Linked DNA regions of Mus musculus: region 2 is linked to region 1. Evidence: chromatin loops called from intact Hi-C (ENCODE). Cell type or tissue: left cerebral cortex. All regions are shown on one strand. Links, peaks and the distances in the headings refer to the core of each region. The heading gives the core; the rest is flanking DNA.

Evidence for each region. Peaks named below come from ENCODE experiments on the same cell type or tissue, not always from the same donor. Only the 100,000 strongest peaks of a DNase experiment are listed, where the experiment ranks them.
Region 2: it touches region 1 in a loop (3.0-fold over the local background); 4 of 42 quality-filtered maps call a loop at or near these places.

Annotation. Positions count from the first base shown.
Region 1 is chr4:120,362,410-120,374,818 of GRCm38, reverse strand. All of the region lies in intron 3 of Gm36574 (a long non-coding RNA gene), which reads left to right. Among named protein-coding and RNA genes, the nearest start is that of Gm36574, 29 kb to the left of the region's middle. In left cerebral cortex, for the core only: a CTCF peak has its summit at 5,941 (motif pointing right); DNase peaks (open chromatin) are centred at 5,958, 9,000, 9,329, 9,959 and 3 more places.
Region 2 is chr4:120,278,848-120,291,256 of GRCm38, reverse strand. It overlaps Foxo6 (forkhead box O6), which reads left to right and starts at 3,996. Exons shown (of 2, transcript NM_194060.1): 1 at 3,996-4,418. The coding sequence starts at 4,005. It overlaps Foxo6os (forkhead box O6, opposite strand), which reads right to left and starts at 124. Exons shown (of 2, transcript NR_166471.1): 1 at 1-124. In left cerebral cortex, for the core only: CTCF peaks have their summits at 3,329 (motif pointing right) and 6,852; DNase peaks (open chromatin) are centred at 8,328, 9,966, 10,000, 10,627 and 2 more places; H3K4me3 peaks cover 4,646 bases; H3K27ac peaks cover 4,463 bases.

The DNA of each region.
Region 1 (12,409 bases), core at 2,818-10,817:
CAGTAGGACTCCAAGGACTTGCTGGTAACTAGCCTCTCCCCTTCAGGTTGAGTGTGAGAGCCCATCTGACATGCACAAGGCAGAGGGTTACAAAGTAGGACACTGCCATCTTCCTCTAGCCTCTGCACATACACATGTGCACACAGGACATTTTCTTAATGTTTAGAATAAGCACTTTTTTCCTTTATAACTGGAAACTAATATGCATCATTAAAGCTAAATGAGATCTGTGAGGTATAAGAAGTCACCTCTGCAGTTTTCTGCTTGGGTGGTGTTACAAAGACCCCACCCCTCCCCTTGAGCAGTAACTCTGGGAGGCAGAGTGAGTGTCCAGGCACTTGGCTTTGGATTCAGCTTCTGCTGTGGGGCTGGGCTGATGGAACTGTACTCGGCTCCGAAACGGAATGGCTGCTTATCTCTGGCCTTCCCTAGCTTCTAGCTGGGACACAGAGCTCTCAGCTGCCAGCCCGTGGAGAGTTCAAGAAGCCTCAGCTGTGCCATTCACGCTCAGTCCTGTTGGAGGGAAGAGACCTATAGTCCCATTTGCCTGGGGGCAGTTATTGGGGGCACTTTCCTTTTCTTTAGTGCCTCGGGGCAAACTCAAATCCAGTGCATGCTACTGGCCACATGCTCTCCCATTTAGCTACATCCTCTGGGCAATTGTTTTTGACAAAGAGATTTTAAAGCCACTTCTGGGTGTCCTTTAGGCTATGTCCATGACAGTTTGGGGAGAGACAGTCTATCTTGGCTAGGATTCCACCTCTACCAACCTGAACAATTTTCCTACTTCCTCTTTGTGTCTCAATTTCTCTTGAGAAGGGAGGAGTAATGATAAGATCTGCTCTGTCAGGTCCTTGTGAGAGTCCTCACAAGTCTGTTCACAGCGTCTGGAGAATAGGGCCTGTCCAGGCGTAGCACACCGTGAATGCTAGCCATCTCACTGATTATTTCGAGCTGTGTTTGAGGGAATGAGAGTGCAGGGTATCTGACACTGGGGCTCTCCCAGAAAAGCCCAGATGTGATGAATACCAAATGAGGATCACCAATTAAAAGCCCTGTGTTGAGTCTGTTTCTTAGCGAGCCAAGGTATAAAGAAATGTGTGCTGCTCTGTAAGGAGGCCTGGAAAGAAGAAAGTGGCCAGAGGCACTCCTCAGGAGTCCCCCACCCCCACCGCCACCCCCCACTGCCTGTCCTTCGCCTTGAAAGAGGACAGGAGGCAGATGAAGGGCCCTAGCAGGAAGTGTGAACACCCCTGGGAACAGAGGGAACTGTGTTATAGCAAGCTTCTTCAGTAACTGTGAAGTCTCAGCTGGGGTTGGGGATGCTCCATGGGTGAGACTGGAGCAAGAGATAACTTTGAATCCATCCCTGCAATTTCTGCTCTTCCGCAGATGCTGATTTCTCTACTACACACAAACAGAGCAATGCAGGCTTGGCTTGGGCAGTGGCTCACTCAGGACTGCACCTGGGAAGGGTGAATGGGTCTGGGATTTGAACCCAGGGCTATGCATTACAAGTTCTCAGTTCCTGCTTTGGCAGGACAGTAGATCTCTTCTCTGCAGAGGTGGGGTTGGGAAGGTCAGAGAGAGAGAGAGACCTCAGAGGGGAAATTAGGGCTGCAGGGAACAGGGGGAGGTGGAGGGAGACCTGGTCCCAGGTGTGCGAGAGATCCAGAGCTGCTGGGCAGGCACATGGGAAAGAGCAGAAAGTAGGTCAGTCACACAGGAGACAGAGCATGAAATTAATGAGCTCATGGGAGTTGGAGTAGTCACCTTCCAGGAGGGCAGTGAAGGAGGCGGAGAGTCCCTCTGGGAGAGATCTTGAGGCCTGAGGGGCTGGAGCAGGTGGGAAGTGGTTGGACCATAGAGTTTCCTTTCTAGTGCTGAGCATTGCGGGAAGGGGGGCAGTTATATCAGCTGGGCAGCAGAAGGGAATGATAGTGTCCTCAGGGGCCCAGACTGAGGTGTCAGACATGAGCTCTGTGGGGGCAGAGGGCATGTTTGCTCTTCAGATGCTGACATTCCTGCTGCCCAGGACAGTGCCTGGCACAGGATTGGCATGCTGAGGGGATACATGAGGAGAAGCCGCCCTGCCTTGTGCATTGCTGTGTAGCTCAGGGTGGAGGCGGAGGAGAGGGTTCAGAGGCATCAGCCGAGTTCAGCATCACCTGCTGAGTGGCTGCCAGGTGCCATCTCTGCCCTGGTGTTGAGCACACCATGTGTAAGAGAGGGGCTTTCCTGTGAAACTCACCATCTAATAGAAAAGCTGGCTATGAGTGACTTTAACAACATGTGCTAAGCACAGAAGTGGATGGCTGATGGGGACCAAGAGAAGGGGAGTTCTGTAACATTTCTCTGAGTAAGGAATTGCTGGGGATGTGGAGGCTGTCAAAGCTTAAGTGCATATACCAACATGTGTGTGCATACACACACACACACACACACACACACACACACTTAAAAATATATGTCCAGGCATAGAGGTGCATCCCTGTAGCTTCTGGTCTTGCGTAGTAGGAAATGAACAATTTCAAGTTCAGCCTTCGCTACATAGAGTTCAAGGCCAGCTTAGGCTAAATACTGTGTTTATTGACTCTGCTATGTCTTGCATATTGAATGTCTCCCAAAAGCCCATGTATCAAAGCCTCGGTCTCTTACACGGTGGTATTAGGAGGGAGGTGCTGTGGAGGGGAAGCCTAATGGGTGTTTCTTAGAGCATGGAAAGACTGACGCCAAAGGGAATTGTAGAGCGCTGGCCCTTTCTCTCCTCTGCTTTGGCTGCCTGGGTAGTGAGGCGACTGATTTTGCCCGGGCACACACACTCTTGCCCCAGGCCTAAAGCAGTGGAACTGATGGATCATGGGTCAGAACTTGCAGAACATTTTTCTGAAATAAATGTTTTCTCTTCATGAGTTGAGTACCTCAGGTTGTTTGTTATAGCCTCAGCAAGCTGTCTACTTGGCTCCCTTCTTCCCTCCTACAGGGTGACATGAAATTCATTTGGGTGTCAGGGCCCTCGCCTAGAACTCTTGAAGGAGGGGGAGGGTTGCTAAGTAGGAAGGCTTCAATCTCGTGATGCCTTACCTCCATGTTCCTCAGTTCCTTTAGAAATGTATCTCCTCCAAGAGGGGCTGGCCCAAGTGTCAAGTAAGACTGTGAGGACATTAGGACAGGATGCAGATCTGGTCGGGCTCTGCTGGGGACAACAGTGAATATGACATGTGCCACAAGTGTTCACAACAGGAAGAAGAGTGAGTGAATATGCCAAGTGCTGCCCCACTCAGAGACCTTGAGCATCTGCCTGGGTCTTAGATCAGGGTTACCTGCTGCTGACTTGGTTGGGCCCTGTGTCTGGGGTATCTTTAGTGGTTCTGGCCTGACCAGGTCGTGGTAATCAGAGTTGCCCCATAAGCTGCTCCGTCTAGCCAGGCCCTTGCAATCAGAACTCTCCAACCTGAAGTACCCAACTTGTCCTGCTTAGGATAGAGTCTTGTCCATGCCAGTCCAGCCCTCAGTGTGGGCTCACAAGCTTTTGGGGCAGGTCAGGTATCATGGCGCCAGTTTACAGATGAGAAGGGAGAATAAAGTGACTCACTAAGGCTCTTCAAAGAGGGTGTGTGTGGAGAACTAAGCTCACAGTTATGTCAGGCCAATTCCAAGACATCTGAGAGGGGGTGTATAAAGGCATAGCAGGGGCTGGAAACTTCAGGGAGAAATGGAAACACATACAAGCAGGACCTGAGTCCTCCTTTCCTGAGGACACTTCTGACCTCCAACCCCAGATCTGTCAGCCTGTCAATGAGAAGGTTCTGTGCGCTCTGATGGATAAAACCAGAGGGTTTTAAATCACAGGCCCAGAGCAAGGTGGACCCTGAGGCTTTCTGCTTTGGTCCACATCCATCAGTAAGCACTCAAGGATATAATTCCAGGCAACACCCTGGGCGCTGTGTGTGTGTAAAGGAGACTCCAGCATGTGCACATATCCTGCTTCTCTAGGACTTGGTCTGGTGGGCTTTTCTACTTTGTCACAACTGACATTTCAGGCGAGGTAATCCTTGAGGGATGCTGTGCAGCATAAGAGATGTTTAGCATCTCTGGCATTTGCTATCTCTGGATAGTCACATCCTCCAGAGGTGGCAACCAAAGCTGTCTCCAGACATTGCCAAATGTCCCCTGGAAGCAAAACTCCCCTGGGGCACACATGCTAACATAGTTTGCTGGGAGCTGCATCAGAGACTAGTCCATAGAGGACAGTGCGTGAGAAGGGTAAAATTAGCCCCTCAAAATTGGCCAGTGGAGATAGAGTTCACTTGCCTGAGAAGCTGGGATTCAGTCCTAGACTCTCTATACCTGGCCCAAGTGCTGCCCTGCCCACACCTCCCCACTTCTCTCCAAGTCCACCCACTGCCCTCAGCTCCCCCAGGAGGACAGATTCTGCTCTGGGAAGCCAGCCCTGGTGCTTTGAGCAGCTGGTCTCCTCAGCCCCGGACTGGTCTCTTAGCCTGCCATAGAGTTGGTGCCTAATAAGCTTTCACGCATGTTAGGAAAGGCTCTGTCTGTCCCCTGAGATGGCCCTCTGAAAGCCGACTGGGTGGCCACTTAAGTGCTGTGCTTATGCGAAGAACAATACTTCAGCAGAGTGCTTTGGCGTAAGTGCTTCCAGGTCCCCCACTCCACAGAAGCTGCAGCGTGGGAAGGAGATGGCTCTGCAGCGGCTGAGCCTACAGACTGGGCTCTTAGCAATACCCGGACCAGCTGTGGGCCCCCCTCCAGCCCTTGAGCCTGCGGGCGATGCTTCCACTTCATTATCTACAGGGGTGAGGGGCACTGCCATGCCTTCCCTTGTCTCCTAGTGCCCAAGGGACCAGTGAATGCTCAAAGGCAGGGGTTTCTCAAATGAAGCATTTGCATGTTAACTGTTTTCTGAGTTTCCAAGGGCAGTCTGTGGGGTAGGTCAGCGTTCTGTTTTTACTTTCTTTTTAGAATGACTACTTGAATAGTCATCCACACACTTAATGAGAGTTACTCTGTGCTCAGAACTCAGCAACGGGCAGACTGAATGCAGGCAGGACGGAGACAAAAGTACATTCAGAACAATGCTAAGGCTGAGAAAGCCGGGCAGGTGCTGAGCTTCAGGTAGGGAAGACCTCTCTCCAGAAGGTGACATTTAATTAAAACCCTGAAGGCAATCGGAGGGAGGGTTGCACAGAAGGTACTGCAGGCAGAGGCCAAAGCAAAAACTACCCCTAGGGTCCAGAAGAGTGGTGAGGTGGCCGGTAGCAGTTGGGGGTATAGATGAGGGACAGTGGGTGGGAAGGGAGGATGGGGGTGGGAAAGATAAAGGTCAGGGAGGGGAGAGGAGGGAAGGGGAGGGAGGGAGGCAAGAACTTTGGCTCTTGTCCTAGACTGGTGGGGGAGGGGCAGATGGCCCCAGTGGTTGCTTGAAAGTGAGTCACATGCTTGCTTTCAAATTTTATTCAGAACACAGAAGGAAGTTGATCCCACTTTGCTACTTTTCTGGAACTTTCTCCTGGTCAGCAACTGGAGTCACACAGCCAAGTCCTTGATGAAGCCAGGCCCTGGTTTGTCCCCTGCGGTTTCCATCAGGCCTTTCCCACCCACAGCTTACTCCAGTCCACTCCAAATCTTCATGGAAACAAGCAGAGAACATTTCCCAGTGATTTAAAAGGACTTCTGTGCCACCAAAGAGTATCGTTTACTCTTACTTTAATGGGTGAATGTCCCTCTACCCAGATGTCCTTGGAACACGGAGACAAAAAGAAGAGCTTGCTAGATCAGAAGGCCTGAGATCTGGTCTGGATTATGTCGTGTTGTTGCTGTCTGATTTTCCACTTTCCCCGTTTTGAATTTTCTTAACTGCCCAGAAGTCAGATGGAGCCAACCCTGCCTGCTACTTCCTTCCTTGTACCTTCATGCTACAGTGGAAGCCAAGGGCCCCTAGGTGGCGCACCTTCCTAGGCTCAGTCTCCCATGAGCAACTGCTAAAGGAGGCTAGAAGATTTGGGGGAAATGGAGGGGCAAAGATGATCCAGAGAGTGGATCTAATGGGAGACTGAGGCAAAAACCCTAAGCTAGAGACCCTTTCTGCACCTGCCCTGGGCCCTGAGGGAGTTGGTGGCACAGAGCACCTCTGTCACTATGGCTATCAGGTTCTGCTGTGGGCTATAGCCCTTACAGGCAAGGTGAATGTCTTGGGATAGATATGAGACAGTACTTATTCTCGCTCATAGATGAAGATGCTGAAGACAGATGTGCTTGCCTGGTCACCTGGGGAGCCAAAGACACAGTGGCTGTCTAGCTGGCCTCTGCTGAGGAAGGGCTCCATAGCAGGGAGGGCCTTGAGCTCAAAGTGTGGGGTAGCATCCCTTGATTTGTCCATTTCTCTTAGCTGGCAGCCTTCCCTCCACCCTACATCTCTTCTTAGGCTTACTCTCTTTCCTTCACAGCTGTAGCTATTCTCAGGAAATCCTAGGAGAGGAGTTGTTAGCTCCTCTTAGGCAGAGCTGTGTCTCAGGGCAGTTTTAGGACACGGGGTGAGGGTCAGGAGACTTTGGGTGGTGCTTGCTCCCTCTGGCTTTCTTCTCCTTATAGATAAGGGAGAGTGCGGAAGGAGGGAGTTGGGCTAGATACTGCCAAGGTCACTGTCTAGTTTGAACCTTCTGAGTTGTCCTTGAAACTCCCCTATGTCCATCAGCAAGCAGCAGAAGGCAGGCAGGGCTCTGCTTCACTCACTTAAGAGGGATGGGGGTGTGGAATAGGTGCTGTGTCATCCTGTTTATGACATCTGGCTTGGCACAGATGACAGGCTGCCGCAGAAGCCAGAGTCCTCCTCTCTGAACTTCCACAATGACCACCTATTTAGGGAGATGCAAACCTACCTCTGCAGAGGAAGCCATGTAAGGCTTGCATGGGCCAACAGGAAAGAAGCCCTCCCCTCTGTGTCCCTGCAGGTGTCCCTCTTTGGTTCCATTGCTAACCCTCTGACCCTCTGACCTTGGGATTCTTCCAAAATCAAACCCTAAGGAAGGAAACAGTTGCCACTGAAGAAATTCAGAGAACAGTGCTAGAGGAAAAAGATGTGAGGGGAAAGGAAAGAGTAGCCGCTTCTCTTCAGTCAGCCATGTGCTAGCTACTCTACTGTCCTCTCTGTAGAGTAACTCATAGCTTGCTGTCAACCACAGATGAACTTCTGTGCTCTCTGAAGATGAGTCTCAGAGGACCACATTGTGCAACTGTGAGTGTTCCATAGACCACTCTTGTCCCTGTAGAACACAAGAGCCAGGGAGGCATAACAGGGCGTGGGCCAAGATAGCTAACTGATTGTGGCAACTCACTCTTCACAGATTCTAAATTATAATCAAATTTATGTCTGATTCCATTCTCAGATTAGGTAACAGTCAAGTGGGGAAACTGAGGCTCACACAAACCCAGGGACTTGCTTACGTGTGATCACATAGTACCTTGGTTGGCTTTGAAGCAAATCTTTGATCCCAAAGTCTAGGCAGTCCATAGAGAAAGCTACTTCTTTGACAAGTTAGGTTTGTCTTGCATTCATTTCTTCATCTTGTAGCAGTGAGGGGTTAAAGATTAGGTCAGTGGTTCCCAACCTTCCTTCCATTGCAACTCTTTAATTCAGTTCATGTTGTGGTGACCCACAACCATAAAATTATGTAGTTGTTACGTCATAACTGTAATTTTGCTAGTGTTGTGACTAGTGGTGCAGATATCTGATATGTAGACTATCTGATAGTGACCTCTGTGGGGGTGACGATGCACAGGTGGAGAGCCATGGGTGAGCTGCATCAGTAACCAGAGGTTCCCAGACCTTCTTACTGAGAAATGGGGAGTGACATGCAGTGAAACCAGAGAATCAGTAATTTGAGATTTTTTTTCTCAAGTTTACTAAAAAGAACATTTTGTGGACTGGGTATGTAGCTCAATTGGTGGCGTGCTTGCTTATCATTCGATAAGACTTGGGTTCAATCCCCAGCTAGGCCTGGTGATGCATATCTATAATCCTAGCACTTTGGAGCTGGGAGTTGAAGAATCAAAAGCTCAAGGTCATCTTTGGCTGTGTAGCAAGTTTGAAGCCAGCCTGGGCTACATGAAATATTGTCTCAAAAGAGAATATTTTACCTTCCAAAATGTAGAAGGATCTACTTTTAGCATAAAGTGGAGAGAGGAAACCAATGATATCTAAGAAAGGAATTCCTCTTTTCTAAGTATGCCTAACATAACACCTTGATGAGCCATTGTGTTTGTAGCAAACACTTGATACCTAGGCCTGGCTGAAGTGAGCAAGAGACAGACAGAACCAGAATAATTCCTTTAACAGACTTAATTTGTAGCAGGGGACTTGGAAGGATGAGCGGGTAGGTAATTTGGAAACAGAAGTGCTAGAGACCCAAAGACAATTTGCAAAGGTCCTCAGGTGGAAGGCAGAGAATGACCCAAGGATTTTTAGGGGGAATAATGGCCAGTAGCTAGCTTTGATTGGCAGGTGTCTTTTCCAGCACCTGCTAATACAGAGGATGTCTCTGGGTGCAGCATTGACTGTGAAAATTGTTAGACCTCACTTTGAGACCCAGCTTTGTCACTTGGAGGTCATAAGCACTGTACAAGGTCTGATTTCCTTTTCTGTGGAACAGATCTGATCTTCCTGGTGGGAGGTTGACAGAGGAAATGGGTGGGATGGAGGACCCAGTACAGCACCCAGTGTTCAAACCCTCAGTAAACAGCTACTCAGCACAGTACCTAGTGCTCAAACCCTCGGTAAACAGCTACCCAGCATAGCACCTAGTAAGTGCTCAAACCCTCAGTAAACAGCTACTCAGCATAATACCTAGTTAGTGCTCAAACTCTCAGGAAAACAGCTATTCAGTTGCTGCTTAGGATTAGACAGAGTTGTTTGGATATTCACTGTGGCAAGCATGTAGGAGGGTTTTGTTTGAAGAGGGGGTAAGTTTTGTTGCTGTTAAATCCAGCATAGGATCTGACAGTAAATCATCTGGAAGAGGGGGTGCATTAAAATCTCCAACCTTAGCCCTTCCTCAAGGCCGAATGCTGTCTGTGCCCGATAATCTGCCCTCTTGGAAATGACAGCCTCTCCTTCTAGGGCTCAGCCCAGAGGGCAGGACTCCAGACAAGGACAGGCTGAGGACTGAGGGGAGAGACGAGAGTGAGGGAGTAGGAGGAGATAGGAGGAGGGAGAAAGAGTGCTTTCAGAGACTGACAGTCATTCACAAAGACACAGGGAGTGTGCTTGTGCCTGTTTGCATGTGAACGTGACTGTGGAATCACATGTGTGCATCAGGTAGCAGGTGCATGCGGGTGTGTGTGTGGAGGTGGCTGGGGGTGGGTGTGTCAGTGTATGAATGAGTATGAAAACTGCCAGCGTTTCAACATCCCAGTGCATGAGTGCATGTGAGTATATGGTATATGCATGCATGTGCATGCACACATGAAAGTGCATGCATGTGTGTGTAAGTGTGTGTGTGTGTGTGTGTGAAGTTCATAAGCACATGTGTCTTGTCTGGGCTTGTGTGTGAGGCTGACTGTGACTCTAAGTGACAGTGAAGGAGACCTGTCTTCTAATAGTGTCTGGGTAGCACCTGGAGTACATACATGCCCCTGATGCATGGAATATCTATGAGAAGGGACCTTCCGCAGTTCTGACTCTCCTGACTCCCCATCCTACCTCCACCGATTTTTGCCTCCCTACTTCCCCAGTCCATACCAGCAGCACCACCACAAACCTGCTGATCTCACCTGTGGGGTTGAAAGAGAAGGAGAGGGACAGGGGAGGGAGAGGAGTGACCAGCCCCTCCTACCCCCAACCCTTGGTGCTGCCAGGGAAACGTCCTCCTCCACCCCCCACCCCCCAATCACCGTGATTCCTGCTGTGAGGGAGAGAGGAACCCTCTGTTTCCATGGCAACATAGCAGCCCTGCTTCCCAGCCTGAGCCCAGGCTCCTCTGAGCCATGGAAGGAGTGGGAAGAAAACCCTTCCTCAGGCTTTTGAGCCCCACTAGGTGTCCTGACCTCTAGACTCCCCACCTCCACCCTGAAGAACCCCCAGTCTCCTTTTATGCTCACAAGTCCTCTGAGACTCCCTAACATATATGTACCCATTCTGCTGCTTGTAGGGTCTGGGGACTTGTCTTGTTCTTACAGGAAGGACTAGACCTGAGCATGAACCCCAGATGGGGTTGAATTCCAGACTTCACCTGGAAGAGGTACCAGTGCCACCACTTCTCTGGTTCCCATGAAGGTGACATACAGGGTCAATGTGTCATGCCACTAGCAGAGTGTAAATTAGCCCAGCAATTTTTGCAGGACCTTTCTTCCCTGGGACTCCACTTATTTTGTGATGCTGAGAATGGGATGCACAGCCTTGTCCATGCTAGCCAAATGCTTGAGCCCTGAGCTACCTCAGCACTTCGAGTGTCCTCTCCTGTAGAAGCACATGTTTACAGGCATGCACACAGGGGCAGTGGTTGTAAAGTTTTCTCTGACAAAGAACATCTGGACTTCACCCCAATGTCCACCAAGAGAAGTAATGGAAGAGATGCAGCCATGGTCTCAGAGATCTTAAAGAGGAGTAGTTATGCACAGTCTCAAAGATGCATTGCCAAGAAAAGAAAGAGCAGACTGAAGAGATGAACGAAGGGCAGAAGTGGGTACTCAGAAGTGAGGAGGTGACCTGCAAGAACAGGGTCCTGACAGACATAAGAGGAGGCGAGAAGAGGCAGCAGAGGGCAGACGGCTGACTCCCTTCATGGGCATGCCCTGGATACAACTTTCATTATTAGTATCCTATCCAGAGGTGAGATGATGCATAGCTTACTGGATGGGTCTAGAGACTGATGCCAATGTAGAGGAGGCTATAGCACATTAACATAGAGCAGCAACAATAGTCTTACTATGTGCCAGCCCTTAGCAAACTCTTGTCAGCCAGGCCAGGTCAAGCCTCTCCTGTGAGGTGGCAGGTGACATCAAGAGAAGAGAGAGTCTGAAACAAGAAAAGGAAAGTTAGATAAAAACGAACAACAAGTTGGCTACGTAGGCTAGCCTCTGCTACAATTGACGCTATTGCAAAAAGCAAAACTAGTCAAAAACCTTTCCCTATGATCCATACTATGCCAGTCATGAGCTGGGTGTTTTAATGTGTTTATCTAGTCTTCACAGATATCTATCTATCTATCTATCTATCTATCTATCTATCTATCTATCTATCTATCTATCTATCTATCTGCCTATATTTATGGGGAAGAAACAGAAGTTCAAGGAAATTCATTCACCCACTTGCCCACCCATTCACCACCCATCTATCTATTCATACATCCATTTACACACTCATCTACCTACACACCCACCCATCCACTCAATCATCTGTCCATCCATCTGTCCATCCATCCATCCTTCATTCATCCCTCCATTCATCATTCATCCACCCACGAATTGATCCATCCATATCTTACCCATCCACCCACCCATCCATTCCCTCAGCATATATGTATTGGGCAGCTTCCATGATAGACACTACTCTAGTTGCAAAGTGGTTGAAAAATCCTGGCCTCATGGAGTACAGAGTCTGGAAGAGAGATGGTCAAAGCCAAATCACGTTGAGTTACAAGTGCTGTGCAGAAAAGAAGCCAAACAAAGAAACTAGGTGCTCTGGTTTTCCGAAAACTCCATGAAGAAGTGATGGGGTCTATCCTGAGCAGAGGCAAGCAGAGGCCCTAGGCTGGGAGCCTGCCTGCTATGATCAAGGCTGACAAGAAGATGGCTGTGGTTGTGGGTGAGGAATGGAAGGGAGTGGGGTGAGCTTGGAAGGTTTTACGAAGCTGTGGAAGTGATTCTACATTGTGTTGGCTTAACTGGGACAGGATCTCAGTTCCACAGTTGCAAATTATCCCTTTGACCACAAAGTGCAGATAAGGTCATGGGTGGCAAGACTGGAGGTAAAGGGTTGATTGGGAAGCCTCTGTACAAGCCTGGTGAGAGGGGAGTGGCAGTATGGAGCACAGTGGGAGCCTCAGACTGTAAACAGAAGTCAGCCCTGAAGTTTATTTCAAACATAGAGACAACAGCGTTTCTTGTGAGACTGAATGTGGTGCAGAGACCAAGAGAGAAGCCAAGGCGGACTCTAACTCCAGGCCATAGTGACTGTGTGAATGTGGGTGCTGTTTGTGGAAGACAGAGCTGGGAGGAAGGACAGGTTTGGGGACAATGAGGGTTGACTTTAATTTTGAGATGGCTTTAGACATCTAAGCGGGAATGTCAGCTAGGCAGCGGGATGTATGAGATGGGAGTTCAGGGGAGATGTCAGGACTGAAGATATAAATTGGGGAGCTGTCAGTGTAAAAGTGTTGCTGAAAGCCACCGG
Region 2 (12,409 bases), core at 2,699-10,698, 83 kb after region 1:
GTCCCCTCTGCCTTCTATAGACACGCCTCCTTCCAACCTGGAGGCCTACTCTGGACACCAGTCCCTCCCCCTGCTTCCATAGGTGTCCCCAGACATCACCCCTGTGCTATTCTTTTCCCCCTGCCACTGGGGCATCAAATGTCAAACAGGCTCTGCTGGGCATCAGGAGGGTGGTTTCTTTCATTTTATTTGTTTGTTTGTTTTGTTTGATAACTGTGGCTTGCGGGGGGTGGGGGGGGGTGTTCTCTTGAGACTCCTAGGAGGGCCAGATGGGTTTTGCCATGGTCTAGCTCTGTCCAAGTAAAACCTATTCGTCTTTAAGCCCATAGTGGGGAGGTGGACTCTCTGCTTTCACAGGGTGAGAAAGATGAAGATCAGGATTCCCTGGCAGGGTGGGTGCAGGTGACAGCAGCCAACCCCAAGTACTGACTGCCTTCCGGGTGGGCTTTGAAAGAGGAGTCCTGGAGCACAGAGCCACTACACACATCAGGACTCAGAGAAGCCACCCTCTTGTCCTCACTTGCCCCTGAGTGAGCCGGGGAAGCTGGCACCGAGCAGCGGGACACAAACTCTGGAGGGCCTTGACAGCTCAGCAGCGGTGGCAGGGGCTATTCTGAGAGCTGGGAGGGGCTGAGACAGGAGAGGAAGCAGTTCTTGAGTCAGGATGGGGGTGATCACTGAGGTGGCTGCATTGGGACACTGTGTGGGATATGCATGGTCTGGGAACTACTGGGGAGGCTGCTGGCACTGCTTGATGGTTACAAGTGTTAAAGAGTTGTATGGGCAAGCACACGGTGCAAGTGATCAAGTGTGTGTGCATCAAAGTGCACGTGTACGTCCTTGCTGAAGAAGGTGTGAAAGCAAGCATGCCTGTGTGGGGGAGGAGGAGACAGAGGAAGGTAAGCAAATAGGAGCTTGTTAGGGAGCTGAATGGGTGTGGGAGTGGGTCGCAGTGAAAGGACACTGAGCTGGAGAGCTTGCATGGGGGAGGGGAGGGAGGAGCCAATGGTTAAGAAAACCAGAGGAAGATAAGGATTATGTAACTAGACTTTGAATATAGGGCATTGGGTAAGCGAGCCAGTGAATGTGAGTGGAGGTGTGTGCTCATCATATGAGCCGTGGAGACTATGTGAGCCGGGGAAAATACACATGAGCAACAAGAATCGTTTCTGGACTGATTCTGAGCCTGGTACTATTGTTCAGAGTCTTATTTCATACTTCAGGCGTCCTGGGAAGGCAGCATCATGGTGATACATGACGGCAGGGTAGAAAACAGGGGCTCCGAGCAGCGAAATGACTTGCCATACTCCTTTGGATCACGGTCAGATTGCCTCCTGATGAGTGTGTGTAAGCAGGGAGTGAACAAGCCTGTGAGTGAACAAGAAAGTCAGTGTGCCCTAGTGAGTGTGTTAGGGAGCTGACCGTGCCAGACATAGGCCCCAGAGGACAGGACAGACAGCAGCTGTGGCCACTAGGCAGGCAGGGGCAGAGCAGATCCTGAGTCAGCCTCTGGGCATTTCTGCCAACCTGGCTTCCCAACCCTGCAGTGACAGCCTGTGCCAGAACCCCCAGCTAAGTTTCATCCAGCCATGGTGTGGTCCCCAGCAAGCTCTCATGTCACACTAAGAGCCAGGCCTGATCTCAAGGATGGCAAGAAGCTAGCCTCCAAGGAACTCAAGAAGTAGAGCCAGTGTTGACTCCCCAGGCAAGAAGGGCATCTATGAACTGTGGGAAGGGGCCAGCAGTGATTTCAGCCCTGGATGGTTCTAAACAGAACCACCTGGAGCATGTGTATATGTAAGGGGGTAGCACATAGTTCCCATACCCACCCCTGCCTTTGGGACGTGACTCAGGCTGATGTTAATCATCTGCAAAATGGGCTTGCTCCATCCCCCATCCCCTGGGAGAGCTCCAGCCTGTCAATCAAAGCCCTACCTGCTTTCACTTACTTCTATCCTCTCCCTGGGCTTCAATCTGAGGAAAGGAAGTTTTTAAAGAGGAGGCTGTTTCCCTTAGTGAGAATACAGCTCTTCTACTGCCCAGAGAACTCCACCTCCCTAGTCCCTTTAGGAAGCAGGTACTGGCCAGGAGGAGGTTAAGACTTGGAAACTCTAGTGTTGGACATGTTAATTTTGGTAGGTTGCTTCCCCCACTCTGGACCTCAGTTTCCTGATCAGCAAAACAGGAGACTGTGCCAAAGGGACATGAAGGTTTGCTGGCAGGGCAGCAAGCATCTGGGCAAGCAGGGAATAGTCAGGCATGTGAGGGGGTTTGAGTTAGAAGAAGTGCCAGGGTTAGACTGATGTTTAAGCTGAGTTTTGGTGGAGGCCTCACAGCTGGGAATGTTTGTAGGCATACGGCATAGCCTGAGCATAGGCTGGCAGATGGAGTGGTGACTGGAGACTTAGCCTCCCGGACCCTTTGGGATGAGGTAATGGACTGCATAACCTCTTAGGAGCTGCTCCCTTTGAGGTCACGTGACGATGGGATTAACATCTGAGTCCTCTACTAGTCTATACAGTAGGGACCTCATTTGTCTCCATTTGCTGCTCTTACCATAGAGCCCTGAAAGAAGACAGGAACAATGAAAATGTTCAATATATACCCATTAAACGAGTGAGTTCCTCCCCAACCGTTCTTAACTTTGGGGGTGAGCACTTGTTTCAACAGCCCCTTTGGGAACCTTCCACAGCCTGGAAGACAGTGGTACCTAAAGTGAGGTCCCTAGTGCCTGTCAGCTTGCTAGAAATGTGAAGTCTCGGCCCCAGCACAGACCTGCCGCCAGACACTCGACGGTCGGGGTTCAGGCATCTGTTTTAATCCTCTGTAGGATAAAACCTACCACACACTGAACTTTGAGAACCAATGCTCTAAAATTGTGCTTGCAAGCACAGTAAAAGCCCAGGAAGCCCCATTTGCACAGAGAACAGGTAGGGTTGTGGTATAACGCCTGGCCTACAATCCAGGAATTATCAAACCATTTCTTTTCCCTAGACTGGTCCATGGCACAAAGAGACGAGAGTTAGATCAACCCTTAGTCTGGCTGTTGGAAGGAAGACTTGGAAACGTCAAGGGTCCAGAAGAGGAGGGCGGGGCATTTCTGGGGATGGTAGAAGCGGGGAGGGACCAGTGTTCCGAGCCCCGCCCCATTTCTGTTGCCCCGGGAAACCCCGGGTTGTAACAATAACCTGCTGACGCGCTCCTGGGAGGAATCCTTTGAAGGTTGTGGGCGGGGCAGCCCCGCTGTGCACCAATGGAAGCACTCGGGATCCGCCCCTACGTTGCCCTCCCCGAGCCCGGCAGGGGGCGGGGCCGCGCCAGACGTTTCTCGCCTGCTCCCTAGGGGGCGCTGTGGCGTGCGGGGCTTCGGCGGGGTCGCCCTTAGCGGGAGCTCCACGCCCCCCACAGTCAGCAGGCGGGGCACCCAGTAAGCAAGGATTCCGCGGCCCTGGGCGAGCACGCCCCGCCTCCTTTTGCTCCGGGTCCGCCCCGTCCCCGTCCCCCGCCCATCCCGAGGTGCAGCCGGCGCTGAGCGCGGCAGGCGCGGGAGCTGGCGCTGGAGCCGGAGCGGCGGCGGCATTCACGGGGCGGCGGCGGCGCGGGCTCTGGCACGGGCTCGGGCTCCGGCATGGTGCAAGCCAGCCTCGTCCCGGGAGAGCGGGGCCCGCGCGCGGGACCGGCGCCCGCGGAGCGGCGGCAGCGGCGGTGGCGGTGGTGGCTGCGGGCACAGACAGGCGGCAGGTGCTAGAAGCTGGGCTGGGCGAGGTGTGTGCCCGCTGGGCTCCCGGGCCGCCGCCCCCTCACTGCCTGGGTCTTTGCCTCCCTCCGTGCTCGCCAGTTTGTCCAGCCTCCTGCCTCCGCTCCCCGGCCCATGGCGCCCCGCGGTTGAGCCGGCGCCGCCAGGGACCCCTCCCGCGGGCCTCCCCGGGGCGCGCAGATCCCAGAGCCGCGCGCCCACCCTCCGCGGAGCCTCCCTCCCTGCCTCGCCCGAGCCGGGCGGGACCATGGCTGCGAAGCTGCGAGCGCATCAGGTGGACGTGGACCCGGACTTCGCGCCGCAGAGCCGGCCGCGCTCGTGTACCTGGCCTCTGCCGCAGCCGGACTTGGCCGGCGACGAGGACGGGGCGCTGGGTGCAGGAGTAGCCGAGGGTTCCGAGGACTGCGGGCCGGAACGCAGGGCGACGGCCCCAGCGATGGCCCCAGCGCCTCCGCTGGGCGCAGAGGTCGGACCCTTGCGGAAAGCGAAGAGCTCCCGACGGAACGCGTGGGGGAACCTTTCCTACGCCGACCTCATCACCAAAGCCATCGAGAGCGCCCCGGACAAGAGACTCACGCTCTCGCAGATCTACGACTGGATGGTCCGCTACGTGCCCTACTTCAAGGATAAAGGCGACAGCAACAGCTCGGCCGGCTGGAAGGTGGGGCATCCGGGCTCCGGGCAGGCTACAGGGAGGGGGGCTCTGGAACACCCCTAGGGGTCATGGAGTGCGCGCCCAGGGCGTGGGGCAGGTCAGTTGACAGGCGGGGGCATGCTGGCAGCAGCTGTATTCATTCATGTCCCCTAGGAAGGATGCGCGGGATTGGAGGTCTGGTAGGGTGACAGGGGATACCTTTTTGAGGCATCCCAGAGGATTATCCCTGGCCTGTCATTGAGCGTATAATAGCATAACTCATTTCCAGACCACGGACAGTAGGGAGCCCCCTTTGTTTTGTGTGACTTGTTTTACCCTCTCCACCAGGGTACTTGCTTTAAAGAGCTGGAGTCATGACCCGGGGCTCCTGTCTGCTTTCCCTCTCAAATCTTCCCTGGCCTTCCTGACACTGGCCCCATGGTGAAGAGTGCTAACAGATCAAGCCTCCCCCCCCCCCAACCCCATGCAATTCTTTCTATAGTGTTGAGAGTTCATCCTGGAGCCTAGTCGGGGTGAAAAGCATGGCAGACCACCGGAGATGAGTTCTTCATGGGGCAGTTGTCAGCCCCTTCCCTGGTACAGCATGGGGTGGGGGAGGTGCTTTAGGCTCCCTGCTGGGACTTGTGGGAATGGTGTTGAGGTCTGGGGGGGGGGTCTATTTCTACCCACTCGGGCAACTTATCTCTCACTTCCCTGGCTTTCTGGGCTCAGATGCACTTAAGGAGTGGGGCACCCCTAGAGAGACCTCAGTGGCAGGCAGTGGAAAGGGGAGAGCCATCTTGGGAGAAGACTTGGATGGGGGCTTTACTGGATTGTAGCTTCTAGATCCAGCTCCTCCTCTGTCCATCTTGTTGGGAAATGGGGCTAGCCTATGCACTTGGGGGTGAAAAGGCATGAGGGGACCTCTTGTGGGAGAGGTAGTCACTGTGAGGAAGACATGTCTGTGACCAGAGATGAGGCTGTTTGGGGTGTTGATTGGCAGCAAGATCTGAGGAGAGGGGCAGCAGCCATGGCCAGATCTAGATGCACTTGGGAGTCCTGATCTGGGAGCCCCCGGCTCTTGGGATTCCTGTACACTGGCATCTTCTTTGGCTCTCCTTGACCATTATGGGGCAGGAACACAAGACACAGAAGTAGACCTGAGTCTCATCCCCTCCATTTTCCAGTCCCCTACATCTCAGTTCCCACCAGAATACAACTTTCTCTCAAGTGTGCCCTGCTCTTGGGCTTGCTCTGCTTCTTGTCTGCTGTGTCCACCTTCCTTCCACTCCTTCCCAGAGATGTAGTCACTCTCCTCAGGGCACAGGGTCCCAGTGCCTCCTCCAAGAAGCCTTCCCTAACACTTGTTAGCTAGCTCAGGACTCCCACCTACCCACCTTTTTTTTTCCTGGCCCTAAGGCATGCATCATGAGTCAATCATGTGTGCCCTACCTCCTGCTCCCTCCCTCCCTCCTTTACTTTTGAACGACGGTGTCAGTGTTAGGACTCTTCTGTCCCCATGGCACCTTACAGAGAGTCTGGCCCAAGAAGCCACCAGTGTATGCATGCTGAGAGTAAAGAGATGGGTAGATGGTAAAAGAGACTGTGGATTGGCGAAGAGTGCCAGGACCTGAGCAGATCAGGAGGGCTTCCTGTAAGAGGCAGAGCTCCAGCAGGTTTGGATGGATGAAGGAGACTGGGGAAAGATAGGAAGCAGGGATTTGAAGCTAGAAGCCTGGAGGCAGCTGCAGTTCTGAGCAAGCATGTTGGGGCCGAGCTCTGTGCCAGACTCTTCCCATATCTTTAAAGCTCTCAGTAGTCCCTGAGCTGGGTTTTACTATAACCATTCATAGGGGTGGTCTCTGAGGCCCAGAGGACGAGAGTCAATTAACTGCCTAAGGTTCTACTCCAACCAAGGTATGTCACCCACCTCTCCCGGTCCCAGCAAGCCTCTGGAACATGCCTGGCTAGCCCTGGCGAGAGGAAGCTGCTGCTGGTGTTGAACAGAGGCCGACATAAAACATAGGATATGATGGCAGCGTGCTTAGAGATAATTGAGCCCCATGAGTTCATTTCTCAGACTGTGAGACTGAGGCCTGGGGAGGTAATAGGACTCTCCCCTGAGAGTGTCAGCAAGCAGTAAGCCCTGGATAAGGACCCGAATCTATCTGCCCATTGACTGCAGTTCCCACCGCACCATACTGTTAGGGGCATGCTGGTCCTCCCTGTACCTCATTCCCAGTCCTGGACTGGAGCACTGGGTGAGCAGCCCCAAGCTTTGCTTTTACTTTTGGTCCTGGCAAGAAACCACCCAGACACTGGAGGGGATCTAATTCAACCTGTCTCATCATTGGGTGTCCCCTTTTACACTCCTGTTCCCCCAGGGTGCCTCCATTCTCTCTCATTCCTGGAACTTACTGCCCTTGAACCCCTTCTGGCACTCCCAGTCAATTCCTTCAGAAGCCTGGAGGAGGAGCTATCTCCAGCTCTCAATCTCAGCTTGACCAAGGCTGGGAACACCTCAGGTGCCAGGACCAGGCATCCATTATTCCTTCATCCATTTCATCCCCCACAAAAGTGTTGCCCTTGAAAGCCTGAATGGTACCATACCTCAATCCCATGGGGGTCAGAGGGTGCTATGACTCCTTACGGGGACCAAAGTTCTTGGCCCCACCTTCAGGATGCATTGCTCTGAGCAGCTTCCACATTCAGACCCTGTTTTTTTTTTTTTGAGATGGGAAAGGCTGGTGGGTGGGGCAAAGGGCTGGGGAAAGTGAGTTCCATATTCTGGGGAGTCCGATGTTCTCTCACGGAGGGGTTGGCTTTGATCTGGGGGTGTCTTCTTGGTTAGGGAAAATTAGGGAGATAGTTTTGTGATGGGGTGAAGAAACTGCACGTTCAAAAGCAGAGAGGAGGAACTGTGCCTGCTGGATTTGGGGGTGCATGCAGTTGCAAACTAGAACCTAGGGCTCTTGGGCTGACCGGAAGTGATCCTGCAAAGGTGGAGTGGTCACCTTCAGAAAGGAAGGGAAGAGAAAAGCTGATGTACTGGGCCTTTGTCCTAAAGTTCCATCTGTAATGAGGAGAGGGGGTCCCAGTGCTGCAGAGGACAGACAGACTCAGGCCACCCAAACCAGACAGAGGCCTGGAGAGTTGGGACTATCTGTGGTTGTACCATAAGGGCTAGTGCCATTCCCCCTGGGGACAGAGAGTATCAAGCCTGGGCTCAGGGCTTGGCAAGGAGTGTAGTGGCCCTAGAGTTGTGGCCCTGGAGTTGTGGCTCCCACAGTAGACCCTCCCTTTCTTTCCCTCTCAGCTTCTCCATAAATCCCATGTTCCTTTGGCCTTGGCCTCTTACGGGAAGTCTTCCTGGCTGCACTGTCCTGCTGTTCCTTCCACTGAACGCCTCTGGAGTTGTTCAACTCCTTTTGTGTTTCCTGGCTGCCAGTCCTTGGGGAGCTCCCAGGCCAGGCCTGGGCGCCTCCCATTTCTGTCCCTAGGCCCAGAGGGGTGGAGCCCAGTGGATGGGGACTTCCCCTCTCCCTCAAGGGCTGGAGCAGCTTAGCTGCTGAGAGGGGTGGAATCAGGAGGCGGGTGCTAGCCCCATCTGGCCCAGGCCTGGCCCTGTAAGTTCCAGGTGGGGAGGGGGCTTGAATGAGGGGCTGATCCCAGAGCCAGCAGCAGGGTCCTGCTCTTGGCTCTGAACAGCGGTTGGGAGAGTAGCGCCCCCTCCCCCCCAGCCCGCTCCACCAGGGCGCCTTCCCCCTCCTTTGTCCTCGGGGATCCCCAACCCCAAGAGCTTGTGGGGGTGCGGGAGGAGGCGGTGTGAGCCCCGATTGGGGGGGTGTCCTCACCCCCCTCACTGCACGAGCGAGGGGCTGGCAGCTGCCCGCCTCCTGGGCACGAGCCCGTGCCAGCCGCTCCTGGCACAGTTGCTGGCACGCCCGGCAGACTCCCACGGCCACCTGCTCACACCCACCCACGAGCGCTGGCGCGCTGCGGGCCCTTCCGGCTTCCCGGGCCTCCCAGCGCCCCTCCCCCGACGGCGTGCCCGGAGCCCCCTCCCCAATTCTCGGCGCCCCTAGACCGGCCCTATGCGACCCAGGCCCCCACCCTGCACAAGTTGGGGAGCTCTCGAGGCGGGGCTGCTGAGGGCCTCCGGGGTTGCCGCGCCGCGGGGGGAAGGGGAGCCGAGAGGCAGCAGACAGACCGACAGACAGGGTGAGGGCCCCGCCTGCCACCTGGCGCCGCTCCAGCGGGACGATGGCGGGCAGCGCCGTGCCAGGCGGTAATTGCAGACAGACTAATTTAAAGAGATGAGACGGTTATTTTTAACTCGCGTTAAGGTAATGAACGGCGCGGGGGGTTTGTGGGTTCGAAAGTTCAGCGCCCTCCAGCCCCCACTTAATGCGGGTGGGGGGCTCTCTGCAGACCTTGAGGGCTCCACCTTTGGACTTACTCAGGTGCAGTGTTGAGGTTCGGAACTGAGACACAGGGAGGCCCTGCCAGAGGACAGGGCTAGTGAATGCACCAAGCACATGTCACAACAGATTCTCACCACTGTCCTCTTTCCAGATGTGGAAGTGACTTGCCTTGAGGTCACATGCCTAGTAAGTACCAGCCCTAAGTGGTAGAACCCAATTCTAACCCTTAAACTCCAGCATTTCCTGTGCCACTGTGTAGGACTGGGGGCTCCTTAGTTGTTGCTGGGAAGGGTTTGGATTTGGAAAGCTGTTGGGGCTCCTTCCTGAAACTCACCTCCTTCTGCTTTTGAGTGGCAGCTGGTGATGGCCAGCCATCACCTGAGATGTAGGGTTTGACTTAGCTTTGCTGAGGAATGGTGAGTGGCAGTGAGCCTCAAGTGGAGCTTCCCTGACCTCTCAGCAGACTCACAGGCTTCTCCCTACACCTGCAATGTGCCTGCCTCCCACTTGGGGTTGAGTGACTGGGAGAAATCAGGGTATAGGGCTGACACCTCCCCATTAGAGCCCCCTCCACCTCCAGACTTTGGGTCACAGAAGAAGTTGAAGGGTCTGATGCAGGATGACAGCCTCGCGTAGTCCCCTCTCACATTTCTTTCCGGGACTGCCATTCACTGGGAAGACAGGTCCTGCAGTCTTCTTCCCAGCAGTGCCCTGAAGTCACCCACCATGTCCAGGTGTAACCCTTTGTGGTCCTCTGGACCCTGAGGCTAGGTAAGGGGGAACATGGCCCCTGTGGGAAACATGATTCAGTGTGTGTTAGCTGGAGTTATTCCTCTCTCTGATCCTCAATATCCTCCTGTGAGTCCAGAGGACCTTAACACAGTCCCTAGGCCCTTCCGTACTAAGACTTACAAACCTTGTGGTACCAGGAGCTGAGAGGTTCATGGCACCGAAAGGGCTTCTCACTGGTGGATACCTGTGACTATGGGTGTGGATAGTCTCGAACCTGAGCTTTCTACTTAAAGATGCCTGCCCCTACCCATGACAGTACCCACGTGGCAACCGTTTGGCTGACACAAGGGAGAGTGTTCATGACAGCCACAGCTGTCCCCAGTGCAGGCAGATGGGGGGCTCAGGGTGTTGGGTGGGTATCAACTTGGGCTCTAGGGCCTGAGGAGGGTGCTTAGAGGGGGACAGCTGGATCTGGAGCACCCCCCTTCTCCTGGCACCCCGGTTGCTATGGAAACCCACTCCTGTTTGGGAGGGTTTGGCTGTTTGCTGCCTCTCCCCACCCCCCAACCCATATGTGGAGGTGGGAGGGGGCCAGGTGGTGTGTGGGGGTGGGGCCTCCCACACCCTACCCCCAGGGCCTCCCTCCTCACTAAGAGAAGCCTTCCTGGTCTCTAAGGGGGCTGCCTCTCATGAGCAGGGGATTGAGGAGAGAATGTGGGTGCTGGGCAGTCCTATCATTTGCCCACATTCTCTCACTCCATCCTTCTTGAAATCCTCACTAGGTACTCGTGTGTAATCCCATTTTGCAGTTGAGGAAATCAAGGCATAGCTGGGAGAAGGCAGAGCCTAGATGGGGATGCAGACCTGTGTATGTCTACCCCATTTCTCCCGTCGTCTCCCGCTGTCAGTGTGGTCTCACTCCCACATAGCCTTCCTGCACCGAGATCTTCAAGATCTCTTTTAGGATTCTAAGGCTCCTAAGTTCCCCCTGGAAGCCAACCAATGCTGCTCTGGGTCCCTGGGCCCAACACGGCACTTGTCCAGGCCTCACCTCCCACCCGTGTTTCCTGCCACCTCTATGCTCAGACACCCTCATGCTGCCACCTTCGCAAGTGACACTGAATATCTCAGCCTACACCCCCTGCCAGCCGTCACATGCCTACCAAGGCAGCGCTCGTTGGTCGATCTCTTGGGACACCCTTCAGAAAAAATAGCTAGGGGTGCTTGAGTATTTTGATTGACGCCACCACCATCCAAGTGGTTCAGGAAGCCAACATATCTCCTTGAGGATCTTTGCTTAAAATCCCTAGCTGTCCGCAGGCCTGGCTTGTCATCAGAGAGTCCCCTGAAGCTTTGCACCAGCACACTTTCCAGTCACCTTTCTCGATTCTTTGGGTATGAGCTCTGAGATGTATATTTTAACAGGCATGTCTGGTGACCAGTCATTCAGAAGCCGCTTCTAAAATGGTGGCCTCCCGGCCTCCCGGCCTCCCGGCCTCCTCCTACCCGCCCTATGTACTCACTGTGCATCAGAGTCTTCTTTAAGCTGCTTCCTAGTTGATCCCCTGTTCCTTTTCCTCCCTACTGCCCCAGGGACTTGGACCTCATGCCATCAGTTTCAGGGGACTGAGCCCCTGCCGCAGCACCTGTGTCTACCCCGTGTATCAGAATCACCCTGTATAAGACATGGTCGGAAAGAAGGCAGCCACAGCCAGAACTTGCACATGCAGTCTTCTGACAAGAGGGAGGCGATAGAGGGTGATACTTGGAAAAACACTCTGGGCCTGGGATGTAAAGAAAGTGACTGTCACAGACCCTGTCCTAACTAGTACCCCTCTGCTGGGAAAGAGAACATATGTACAGCCCAGCACTTTCTGCCCATCCTTGGGATGCTTAATGTGATATCTTGTCAACCTTTCCTGCCCCCTTCAGTCCTCTGACACTTGCTTTAGCCACCTTGAACCACATGTAGCCCAGGAGTCCACCTGCCATGTGCCAACGCATAATACATTCTCTCGCTGGATTTTTACAGTTGATCCATGGTACTGTTGTTGTGGCTGTCTACCCCACTGGCAGATGAGGAAACTAGGAGGGAAGGAAATCGAGAGGCTTCAACTATGTGTGGCAGGCAGCACTGGAATGTCCCAGCGCTGGCTTCACCCTGGTCTAGCACTCTCTCTGCCCCTGCAACTGGCTTTGTGCTCTCCCTTGAAGTTTGACCCTGGGGCTTCAAGCATGGGGAATGAGCCCTAATTTCAGGTTGCCTTTCCCAGCAGATAGTGTCCCAGAGTCAGGGACCGGCCAGTTTTCTGAGTCCTTGGCTTACAGTCCCAGGGCTGAGGGTACTATAATCCAAAGTGACACCGGTGGACACCTGACGTACAAAGCTGTCAGGACTGGCTCTGTCCTTGAGGGGCTGGGAGATTAAGCTTGGGAGATGAGGACTCAAAGAGTCCTGTGCAGGATAAACACCATCAGGGCAGGACAGGGTAGAAGGTCAGATCATCAGCTGTGGGTGTTTTTAGAGGCAGGGAAACAAGGAGGTCAAACCCTTGGGGCTCTTTGAGGAACCCAGCAGGAGCAGAAGCTGGGAAAGCAAAGTAGCCTGGGATTGCAGGCAAGCTCAGACTCGGTGCTGGCACTCCGGTGGGAATGGGAGATGAGAGGACACCGGCAGACAAATCACTCACGAGTAACTTATGTGGCAAGCACACTGTCGGGCGAGACGAGCAGAGGAGCCTGTGTTAGGGTCCAGAGGTCAGGCTGAGTTCTCTGCAGCCAGCCCACCATGTCCTAAGACTCTGGTGAGAATGGCTGGGTTGTGTATGGAGTAAGCAGTCTAGGGAGCCAATGGCATCAGTA